Regions from separate parts of the Homo sapiens genome. Here regions 2 and 3 are each linked to region 1. Evidence: chromatin contacts called from ENCODE Hi-C or POLR2A ChIA-PET data. All regions are on one chromosome and are shown on one strand. The core of a region is the stretch at or near the end of the contact, and the rest is flanking DNA. Distances in the headings are between cores, read along the strand shown.

Evidence for each region. Hi-C counts contacts between places; a loop is a spot of excess contacts on that map. ChIA-PET counts read pairs that join two places held with the same protein, here RNA polymerase II (POLR2A). Pooled maps may share reads with other maps.
Region 2: a loop to region 1 is called in a pooled map, with 3 times the contacts of the local background. The contact joins two enhancer-like sites. A Hi-C loop is called at or near these places in 1 of 168 maps with a recorded cell type or tissue (GM12878), 3 of 37 single-sample maps with no recorded cell type and 4 of 50 pooled maps. POLR2A ChIA-PET finds 5 or more read pairs at or near these places in 1 of 52 experiments (activated CD4-positive, alpha-beta T cell).
Region 3: a pooled map shows a loop between it and region 1 (5-fold over the local background). The contact joins two enhancer-like sites. A Hi-C loop is called at or near these places in 7 of 37 single-sample maps with no recorded cell type and 4 of 50 pooled maps.

Annotation. Positions count from the first base shown.
Region 1 is chr3:47,006,105-47,009,680 of GRCh38, reverse strand. NBEAL2 (neurobeachin like 2) reads right to left here. Exons shown (of 54, transcript NM_015175.3): 44 at 3,419-3,516; 45 at 3,232-3,348; 46 at 2,526-2,615; 47 at 2,331-2,440; 48 at 1,984-2,156; 49 at 1,771-1,865; 50 at 1,495-1,611; 51 at 1,240-1,398; 52 at 1,013-1,161; 53 at 557-692; 54 at 1-462. The coding sequence ends at 361. Among named protein-coding and RNA genes, the nearest start is that of NBEAL2, 28 kb to the right of the region's middle. RefSeq lists an enhancer at 1-422 and a silencer at 52-561. Within about 2 kb of position 1,625, at least 3 of the 41 ENCODE cell types and tissues checked have a DNase peak (open chromatin) inside an H3K27ac peak, as active enhancers do.
Region 2 is chr3:47,223,429-47,227,004 of GRCh38, reverse strand. All of the region lies in intron 2 of KIF9-AS1 (KIF9 antisense RNA 1), which reads right to left. Among named protein-coding and RNA genes, the nearest start is that of SNORD13J, 25 kb to the left of the region's middle. Within about 2 kb of position 1,609, at least 2 of the 41 ENCODE cell types and tissues checked have a DNase peak (open chromatin) inside an H3K27ac peak, as active enhancers do.
Region 3 is chr3:46,844,063-46,847,638 of GRCh38, reverse strand. No RefSeq gene overlaps it. Among named protein-coding and RNA genes, the nearest start is that of MYL3, 18 kb to the left of the region's middle. RefSeq lists an enhancer at 647-1,380 and silencers at 1,473-1,752, 1,803-1,902. Within about 2 kb of position 1,703, at least 32 of the 41 ENCODE cell types and tissues checked have a DNase peak (open chromatin) inside an H3K27ac peak, as active enhancers do.

The DNA.
Region 1 (3,576 bases), core at 376-2,875:
TTGCCGAGAAGGGAGAACCGGGGCCGCCGTTAGGAATTAAGGCCACAGGCGGCCCTCGTGCTTTGACGAAACAGCGACTTGGAAGCCGGGGAACCCCGCCCCAGACTGTGCAAAAAGTGCTGCTGCGGCCGCAGACGCCAGTGCTGGCCCTCAGGGCGGCCCCTCAGCCGGCGAGGGGCGGGACTTCCGCCCGCCAATCCCTGAGGGGGTAACATCGCCCGCCAATCCCTGAGCTGGGCAGGGTGGGCCCCGCTCACCCCCCTGGGCTGCCCACCCCGGGGTGTTCCCGCCGACTTCTGGGCGGGGCCTCCCGGGCCAGGCCTGCCGGGGGCGGGGCCCGAGCAGCCGGACTGGCCAGGTTCAGCGCGCCTCAGTAGGGTTGTATTCCGTCTCTCCCGAGGACACCTGGGAGATGCGCCGCGAGGACCGCCACAGCTTCCGCGCGAACTGGCTGCTGCGCACCTGGTGGGCGTAAGGGTTGAGTAGGATCAGCTGGGATCGCCGCGCCACGCCCCGCCCCGTTCGAGGGGCCTCCCCACCCCCGCCCCATCCTCACCTCAGAGGGCTGCCCCGCGACCACCACGATGAGCTTGCCATCCTCCAGGCCCACCAGCACGTGGCTGCGCTCCTTGGTCACGGCCACGCTGCGGATGGCCACCTTCATGGGCAAGGGAGGCGCGGCCGGGAGCAGTCTGGAAGGGAGAGGGGATATACACCAACTTGCGACTGCAAGGGGGCTTTGCGACCAGCAGATATCCCTTATCCCATATACCCTCTCTGTCCTCATTTTAAGGATGGTTAAATTGAAATTCTTATACACAAAGAAATCTCCCACAACTGTGGCTAAGCGGAGGCCCAGGGCAAGACCTCCCCATGGGAAGATGAAGGGACAGGTAACAAACCTTGAAATATGTGCCCACAAACATGTATGGTGTGTGGGTTCCTAGGGCCTTTATCCTACACCAATGACCACCACCTTCAGGGGCCATGAACCCATAAATGGGGGGCTTACGTGTTTAGTTGGAGGATGTGCAGGGCGCACTGGGCGGTGCCCAGCAACACAAAGTCCTCTGTCACCGTCAGGGCTGTAGGCTGCTCTGCCAGGGGCAGTGAAGCCCGCAACTTCCCATTGACTGAATACAGGTGCAAGGAGTAGGTGACCTGGAGGAAGCAGGGAGTGTCAGCAAGGACAGGATCCCAACTGCCCCTCCATCTTTGCTGGGCACCCCTTCCCCATACCTGGGCCCCAGGACGTTCCCACGCTGAGCTCTGTACCACAATCTGGCCTTCGGACCCCAATGCCAGGTGGAAAATAGGTCCAGGGAATGTGGCACCCAGAGGCCGTAGTGCCGCTACAAACTGTCCGCGGCGTACAGTGTGTATGATCACAGTTCCATCCTGCAGGAAGGCAACTTAGGGTCCTGGGCAGGAGTCTGGGCTCCAGGGGGATTGCCCAGGAAACTCACCCTCCCCAGGGCACATGCATACACACACCTCAGATCCAGACACAGCCATGTCAAGTTCAGTGCTGATGGCCACACAGCTCACTGCAGCCCCATGCCCATACAGGACCTGCACAGGCTTTGGTGCCAGGCCTACTGACAGACCACCCTGTGGAGGACCAGGGTTGGCTTAGGACTGTCCCCTGAGGCTCAGGAAATGAAGGCCTTGTCCAAGACTAGAGGAGGACAGGACTGGAAGGCCACTGAGGGACGGATGGGCTGCAGGTCTGGGCTACGGGGGCCCCACAGAGCTGCCCACGAGGCACACCTGATGCAGGAGCCGCCACACCATGCACGTGGTGTCCCGGGAGCCTGAGATGAGGTAGATGCCACAGGTGTCCAGTGCAAGGCAGGTTACTACATCTGCATGGGAAGGGGAGGGTACAGGCAGAACGGAGGAGTCACATCCGCCCTGGCCAGCCTCAGAACCCGGCCCCATACCTGTGTGCCTCATTCTCCCCAGCTCCAAGGCTGTTCATACCAAGGTGGCAGCTGAGCTGGCTCAACAGCTTGCCACGGGGTAGTGCAGTCACCCGCAGGCTGCCATCCCAGTGGCCACCGCTGAATAGCAGCTTTCCATCCGGGGCCACTGCCAGTGCTTGTCCACTCACACCACTGCCTGGCACCCACGGGCCACTCAGCAGTCGCTGCGTCCTGACCCAGTGAGGGGGATAGCAAGTGAGGCCAGGCCACATGGAAGAGACCCAGGCCCTCAGGGAGCCTGGCCAGACCTTTCCCCTGCAGCTGGCCTACATTCTGATTAGGGAGGGGAATAATTCCGGGTGCAGGGCATTTGTAGCCCACCCCACCCACAGCCCTCTGTCCTACTTGTGGCTGCCCATGGTGGGGTCTTTGCTGAAGCTGAAGTAGTTGCTTATGTTGCGGTCATAGGGCAACCAGCTGTGGGTGCCCAGCAGCCCACTGGCACTCACAGTCACCTGCAGGCAGGAGGGGGCAGAGGTGGGTTTCTGGCAGAGGCAAGGGGGAGTGGAGCTGAGCTGGGGCTCTGCACAATGCACTTACCAACAGGTCTGGGGAACCCTGGGTGATGAAGGAGTGGGGCTGCCGGTGGGGGACCAGGGCTAGCACCAGGGGTACACCATCACTGACAACCTGCAGGGGCAAGGGCAGGCCTAGCTATGCCTGAGTACTATCAGATTACACTATCTGCTCCCTGAAGCATCATCCCTTCCTTTACTGTCAGTCCCCAGGGGTCATAGAGTAGGTGTCACAGATGCAGAGGTTCCCTCCAAGAAACAGGCAGAGACTTTAGGAGGGCATCTCAGAAAGTGGGTGAGAAGCTGGGACAGACATGGAAGATGCTTCCAGAGTATCACACTTAGTTTCAACTTGGTCCTCTCACCCTGTTATTCCTTGTCCCCCTAGCCCAAAGGCAGGAAGAGAGGGAAACCTAAAAAAAAAGTCAGGCCTGGGGGCAACATTCAGGAATGTTCCTGTCTAGGAAGGCGATGGAAGGGGTCCAAGGACAGATCTCCCTCCTGATCTCCCTAAGGCTTTCAGAGCTTGTTGAGTCGACACTTTATCCTGGCCCTGATGAAGAAGGCACCCCTCCTGCCCCCATACTCTTCCCATGTTTAGCTCATTTTCTAAGGTGCCTTGAAATCAGTGACCTTGATTAGGATTCCCATCTGCCCCACGTGGTTGGTAAGGACAGTGGGGTTAAACCCATTTCACAGAATATAAAGTTGAGGTCTTGTCTTCCTTTCACCTCTGCGAAGAATGCCTTGAGTTCGTCCAGGTGCTGGAAGATGCTAGGTGAGTTAGTGTCCAGGCGTGCAAGGCGATGGGCTGCTTCCTCAGCTGAGAGCCGAGTTGGATGTGGCTCCTGTGGGTAAGTGGCTGGTCAGCACCATGGCATGGGCATCCCTGGCCACTATCCTCTAAGCTGGCCTTACCTTCAGCAGCTGACAGGGAGTCTGCCCAAAGTTGCTGATAATGCCCTCCAGAGCCTTCCGTTCCCGCTCATCTGTCACATGGTCCAGGTCTACAGCCCCTGGGAAGGCAGGCAGAGCAGTCAGGGCTCCCTGCGTGCCCTCTGCATCCACCCGACCTG
Region 2 (3,576 bases), core at 360-2,859, 220 kb before region 1:
CACCTCAGCCTCCCAAAGTGCCAAGGGATTACAGGTGTGAGCCACCTCTCCTGGCTAAGATTGTTATCTCAAAATAAGAAGAGGCTTAAAATGAGAGCAGTCCTGGCATGAAGTCATTAGTGAGGGCCCTGCAGCAGTAGGCTGTCTGGCAAGGAGGTTGCACCTGGTTGAAGGTTGAACTGGATAGTATCTATCCAATCAAAAACCCTGTGATTCTGCTCTTCAGCCCATCAGCAGATGGACATGGATTTTGTTGAAGAAAGTGATAGGATTGCCTTGGGGGCTCTGCCCTCTCCCTCCTCCAGCTCCTTTCTCTTCCCCTGACTGATGCTTCCAGGAGTCGATGCTTCCAGTATGGCAGGAAGGTAGGGGTGTTGTGTTCATTCAGATGGGTCTGTCATTCCAGAAAATAGTTCCTGCTGAGTTAATTTGCCAGCCAAGTCACCCCTGGAGGGACTTCCAGTTGCAACAATGTGACAGGTGAGATAATCTGAAAACATTCCTGCTACAAATAGAGGTGCTGACTAAAATATAACATTCTTTTAAATACAGTTGACCCTTGAGGCCACATGTGGTGGTTCATGCCTGTAATCCCAGCACTTTGGGAGGCTGAGGCAGGTAGATCACTTGAGGCCAGGAGTTTGAGACCAGCCTGGCAAACATGGCAAAAACCTGTCTCTACTAAAAATACAAAAATTAGCCGGGTGTGGTGGTGCACACCTGTAATCCCAGCTACTTGGGAGGCTGAGACACAAGAATTGCTTGAACCTGGGAGGCGAAGGCTGCAGTGAGCTGAGATCATGCTGCCGCACTCCAGCCTGGGGAACAGAGATTCTGTCTCAAAAAAAAAGAAAAAGAGAAAAGAAATACAGTTGACCCTTGAACAACACGGGTTTGAAATGCACAAGTCTACTTATACATGGGATTTTTTCAACCAAAGGTGGATTGAAAATACAGTATTCAAGGGATGCAAAATCTGCATATGTGGAGAGTCAACTTTTTGTATGTGCAGGTTCCGCAGGACTGAGTGCAGGACTTATGTGTGGATTTTGGCATATGGAAGGGGCCCTGGAGCCAATCCCACATGTATACCAAGGGACGACTGTACAAAGTAAGATTTGCAAGCAAGAAAGGGAACTGTCAGGAGCTGAACATAAAGGAGGAACTGAAAACCTGAGTGGTCAGCGTGTGAACTGGCTATGTCTTCTAGGGACTAGGAGAAGGTATGTGAGCGGATTGTTACTTTTGAAGGTTAAATGTCCACATAAGTATGAGAAATAAGACGTCAGTTCATGCCATATAGGAAGCTGGAAATGGGACTGCCTGAATAAAGATGGCACCCTGAAGGCTTCATCACTGGTGAAGAGGTGAGCTAGAAAACCGAATGTCTAATTGTCTCCCTAAACATACTTTACCCATAACCTTCCTTAGCCTAATTGCTCAGGCTAAAATCCTTAGTTTTGTACTTCATTCCTCTCTTCTCTCAGACCTCACACTGAATCTATCCAGAAATTCAGTAGGCTTTACCTTCCTCCTATATTCAAAATCTGACCATTTCTCACCACTTCTTGCCTGGATATTGCAACAGCTTCCTGTCTCCTGGCTTCTCCTTTTGCTCTCTATTTCCAGAACAGCAGCCTGGCTGAACCTTTTTTTTTTTTTTTTTCCTCATGCTGGAGAGCAGTGGCATGATCCTAGCTCACTGCATCCTCGAACTCCTGGGTTAAAACAATCCTCCCATGTCAGCCTCCAGAGTAGGTAGGATTACAAGCCACCAGGTCTAGCCCTGGTTGACCTTCTGAAATATGTTAGATCACATTACACCTCTTCTCAAATTTTTAATGGTTTCCTATTTTGCTCAGAGTGAAACCCAAGTCCTTAAAACATCCCACAAGATCCTATATAATCGTGACTTCTATGATTTCTCTACTCTTGTCTCATCTACTGTCCCCTTGCTCACTCTACTCCAGCCACATGGGCTTCCTTACTTTTCCTCCCAACATGCCAGACAGACAGCTCCTGCTTCCAGGCCTTTGCAATGGCTGTTTCCTCTGCCTAAAACATTCTTTCCCTACATGTCCACATGATTCACTTTCCTAAGTCCTTGCTTAAATGTCACTTTTTTCTTTTCTTTTTTTTTTTTGAGTCGGAGTCTCGCTGTGTCTCCCAGGCTGGAGTGCAATGGTACAATCTTGGCTCACTGCAACCTCCGCCTCCCAGCTTCAAGCGATTCTCCTGCCTCAGCCTTCCAAGTAGCTGGGATTACAGGCACGTGCCACCACACCCAGCAAACTTTTGTATTTGTAGTAGAGATGGGGTTTCACTATATTGGCCAGGCTGGTCTCTTGGCCAGGCTGGTCTCAATCACCTGACCTCGTGATCCGCCTGCCTCGGCCTCCCAAAGTGCTGGGATTACAGGCGTGAATCACCACGCCCGGCCCTTTTTTGAGACAGAGTTTCACTCTCTTGACAGGCTGGAGTGCAGTGGTGCGATCTCTGTTCACTGCAACCTCTGCCTCCTGAGTTCAAGCAATTCTCACACCTCAGCCTCCAAGTAGCTGGGATTACAGGCGCGCACCACCACGCCCAGCTAATTTTTTTTTTGTATTTTTTTTTTTTTTTTTTTTTAGTAGAGACGGGGTTTTTCACCATGTTGGCCAGGCTGGTCTCAAACTCCTGACCTCGAGTGGTCTGCCTGCATCAGCCTCCCAAAATGCTGGGATTATAGGCATGAGCCACCACACCCGGCTTTAAATGTCACATTCTGTAGCAGATGCTGTCATGCCTTGACACAGTCCCTTGCACTTGCCATTCCTGCTAATGGCTTCCTAGTGAAAGCATCTGCAACTTTCCACATAAAGGCTTTGTCTACATAGGTGTTCATCTGCTTCAGGGTAGTTCCAAATGCCAGGGAGTTAACGACACCTTTAGGAGCAACCCTCAACCAATAAATCAGTGGATTATTATCTCAACTTTCTCCCCTTTGGGTAGAACAACTCCTCTGGGCATGTTTTCCACTAAATGGAACTTTCCCAGGACTTCCCAGCATAAACACACAAATTCACACATACACGAATGGAGCCAAAGAAAAAAATAGTTGATATATTGTTTGTGGGCTTGTCAATGAAATGATAACATCTTAAAATACTTAGGCTAGGCACAGTGACTCATGACTGTAATACTGGCACTTTGAGTGGCTGAGGTAGGAGGATTGCTTGAGCCCAGAAGTTCGAGACCAGCCTGGGCAACATGGCAAAATCCCATGTCTATAAAAATAAAATAAAAAATTAGCTGGGCATGGTGGCACTCCAACCTGACAACAGAGTGAGACCCTGTCTATATATATATATGTAAATGGAATTTGAGGAGAAAAGTAAAAATAAGAAAACAAAAAAGAAGCATAAAAAAGAATATATGTATGATATATATAACATTATTTTAACAGCTTTAATTTTTTTTTAATGGGCTCAAGCAATCATCCCACTAAAAATCCTGGCTAATTTTTTTTTTTTTAACTTTCTATAGAGACAAGTTCTCACTATATTGCCCAGGTTGGTCTTGAACTCCTGGGCTCAA
Region 3 (3,576 bases), core at 454-2,953, 160 kb after region 1:
CATCCCTCACCCAGCTTGCCCCAGTGTTTTGGGAGCTGAAGACCCCCGTGGGTACTGCAGATGCACTTTACAGTTTAGGCACCCTGTGGTGGAGTGGTCAGGATAGGGTGTCCTCTCTATCTCACAGGTGGGGACATGGAGGACCCAAGCTCCTGGCAAGTTCAGCCCCACCAGCCCTCTGCAATCCTGTGCTTTGGGCCCAGGGGAAATAGCTGGTAAGGAGGGGTGAAAGACTCATGTGTGCCATCCTGCAGGCAAGGTCACTGTCTCAGAGCCATGGCCCAGCTGTAGGGTGAAGGGAGGAGGATGGGAGCATGACAGCCCTGTGAGCCCAGGCGGGAAGGCTGGCAGGTGCTGCATGGCCTGGGCTACCTCCCATAGTTCCCAGTGCAGCTGGGTGACATCTACCCGAAGCTGGGATAGTAGGTCCCTGAGGCGAGTGCCCAAGGTGAGGACTGGCCTGATGGGTGGAGGGAACCTTGGATGCTCCGAAGCACCCACTCCAGCCCAGCTCCCCCCCCGGTGTCTGGTGATCAATATCACTACAGTGCCCATATCCCCACCTTGGCTCCGGTCCTTGGGAGTGCTGGGGTTCTGAGGCCCTTCACACAGGGCGGTACCCTCAGGGCCCATCACAAGGTGCTGGGGCCGCTAAGGTTCAAGGTTCAGTGACCTCCAGCCTTCCTGTTCCCAGCCCCTGGCAGAGGGAAGGGGCATCTCACCAAGAAGCCTTTTCAAGCCTTGCCACTGCCTCACAGCCTGCTGGTGGGCTCTCCCAACTAGGATTCCAAGAGCAGGAGTGCTTTCCTTGGGTGTGCTTCCAGGTGTGAGCCTGTGTCCAGGTATGTGTTCCTGTTTCCGTGTGGGCTGTGAGTGTCTCTGTTAGCCAATACCCTGGTGTGAGGGGTTCCTTTCTCCTTCCTGAAGGAGAAGATGCCTGGGCTCCTTGGGGGGAGTGTGAGGGGGGCAGTGACCAGGAAAAGTATGTGTGTGTCTGGGGAGGTGGGCCCTGGGCCCTGCCAGACACCTGGGCTGGTTGGTCCAGAGCTTCTGCATCCACTCAGGGACACAGGCCCCGGGTGGGAGCCAAGCCCCAGTTTGTGCACTGGCCAGCCCTCCTTGTCCTCTGCCCTCAGCTGCTGATTTTTGTAAAACGAGGAGTGTGTGTTGGGAGGTGTGCAACTTATCACACGCACAGTGTTTTCCCTTCGGGACACACACACCCTCGCAAGCCACCACACACGGTGACACCAGCGACGCATGCTGGTGGCCGGCTCCCAGGGCTCAGCCTCCCTCGGCGACGCGCCAGTGATACACACTCCCGCCTCTCCCACTCCCACCCACATCCCGGGAGGAGCGGCCGCTCCTCTGTGCTCCTCCGGCCCGGCCCTCGGCGCGGCGTTTCTGTGTTCTGTTCCCTTCACAGCCGCGTGGAAACCGCAGCGGGGCGGGCCGGGATGAGCTCACGCCGCCGCCCGCCAGGCCGCCAACCCTAACTCGCTCCAGATGCAGGGCGGCCTGTGCTGGCGCGGAGAGTGGCGGGGTGGGCCGGGGCCTGGGCCGGGGCCGGGGGAGGCATGGCCCACTCGCGCCCCCTGCAGGGGAGGCCTCCGCAGATCTCCTGGAGGCGGGGGCTGCAGGCTCTGGGCACAGGGGCGCGGGTGGCGGCTGCCTACCCCGGAAGAGGAGGGACTTATCGCCATGAGCCTGCTTTTTCTCAGGCCTTGCCCACTGCCTGAGATTTGTCCCCGGGCCGGGGTGGGGGGTGCAGCTGTGGAGGTCACAGTCCACAACCCCTCCCTGGTCGGCGCAGCCTCGAGGTGTTGTGGGACCATCCCCTCCCGGGCCGGTGCCCGCCCCTCACACAGGCTGCCTTTGCTAGCCCCCACCCGCGACTGCCGGACTGGGGCTGTCCCCTCCACTTCCTCTCCCCGCAGCTCCCGGGACACCCTGACCAGGTACTGCAGCTCAAGCCTCCCGCCTCAGGGCCCTGGCCAGGCCCTGCCCACTCTTGTTCCTTTTGGAACAAACACTCCAGTTTCTACTGGGAAAGCAGCGGGGGCCTGACCACCGCCTGTTTTTAATAAGGAGCTGGTATTTCCCCGAAATCGCCAGCTGTGGCTGACCTCATGGGGATGACGGCTGGCCCTGGGCCAGGGGGCAGGAGCCGGCTCCCGTGTGAGCCCCTGGCCTGCAGACAGACGCGCAGGGAGGAGGCGCTGGCTTCTCGTCCCATCTCAGCCGTTGGCTCATCCAAAACTCTGTCTATCTGTTTGACTGCTGTGTTGTGTACCCTGGGTCGATACCCTGCCAGCCCCCGCACCCCAGCCCTGCCCAGGGCCCTGGGTTCAAGCCCCGCTTTACTCCTGCCTCGTGTGATCTTGGCAAATTGCTTAACCTCTCGCCACTCATTTCCTCCACTGTAGGGTTGAGACTGTTGTGGGGATTAGAGAGGGAACACTGTGGGGAGGGTCGGTGGATTCCAGGAACGTTTCTAGACGGCAGGGGGAGGGGGGTCTCAGGAGCTGAGGCGCCAGAGATCAGGCCCTGGGCTTCCTGGGTGGGGCATTGTGGGAGGAGGGGGAGCTTGGGAAATTGTCAGCCTTGGGGGAGACAGGGACAGCACAGAGGTTCCAGCAGAATGAGAGTGCTTCGTAAGGGATCAGCACGGTGGGGGGTCGGGGGGAGGCTGTGGGCACCAAAAGGTTGGGGAGGGTGTCAGCAAAGGCTTTCTAGAGGATGGGCGCTTAGGTGGAATGTGGCGGCGTTGGTGGGGTGGGGGGTCTCAGGGTGGGAGCAGAATCCTAAGGCAACAGCCTGGACGCTGGAACAAGTGAAGGGGTGGAATGGGGGGAACAGAATGGAGGAGAGTAGAAGCAGGCAGTCGGGTTCAGGATATCTTAGGGGGACTCTGCCTGAGGCACTGTGGAGAGTCCAGAAGTCCCATCTGTAATTGAGGGACAAAGATTGAGGGAACCAGAGGGGGACACAGGCTCCAGTAGCAGAGAGGGAGACCAGCAGCCCCAGAAGGAGCAGGGAAACCAGGAGAGGAGATGCAGTAGACAGGGAGGCAGGCGGCTGGATACAGATAGTGGCTGGGAGATTTTGCTTGCTCTGGTGCCTGCACCTTTCAGATGCTTGAGGCTCCTCGTGAAGGTAACAACTATAACTACAATAAGGAATAAGGGTGACTAATATTTATTGAGCACTTAGTGTGTGCTAGGCAGTGCACTAAGCACTTACAGGTATCAATGTGTTCTATCTCCACTTCATTTCTATTTATTTATTTCTTTATTTTTCCTAACTGCTAGGCTATATAGGATCTATTTATTTATTAATTCACTCACTGATTCATTCATTCATTTAACAGATGTTTATCGAGTGCCAGACATGTTTCAGGTGCTGGGAATACAGCAATAAGCAAGACAGACAAAAAAATCTGCCCACATAAAGTTTACAAGAGGAAGAATTTATGAAAGAGGAAGATACCCAATGTATTAGGTTGGTGCAAAAGTAATTGCGATTTTCACCATTGAAAGTAGTCGTAAAAATCTTTGCCCCAGAAAACGTAATATG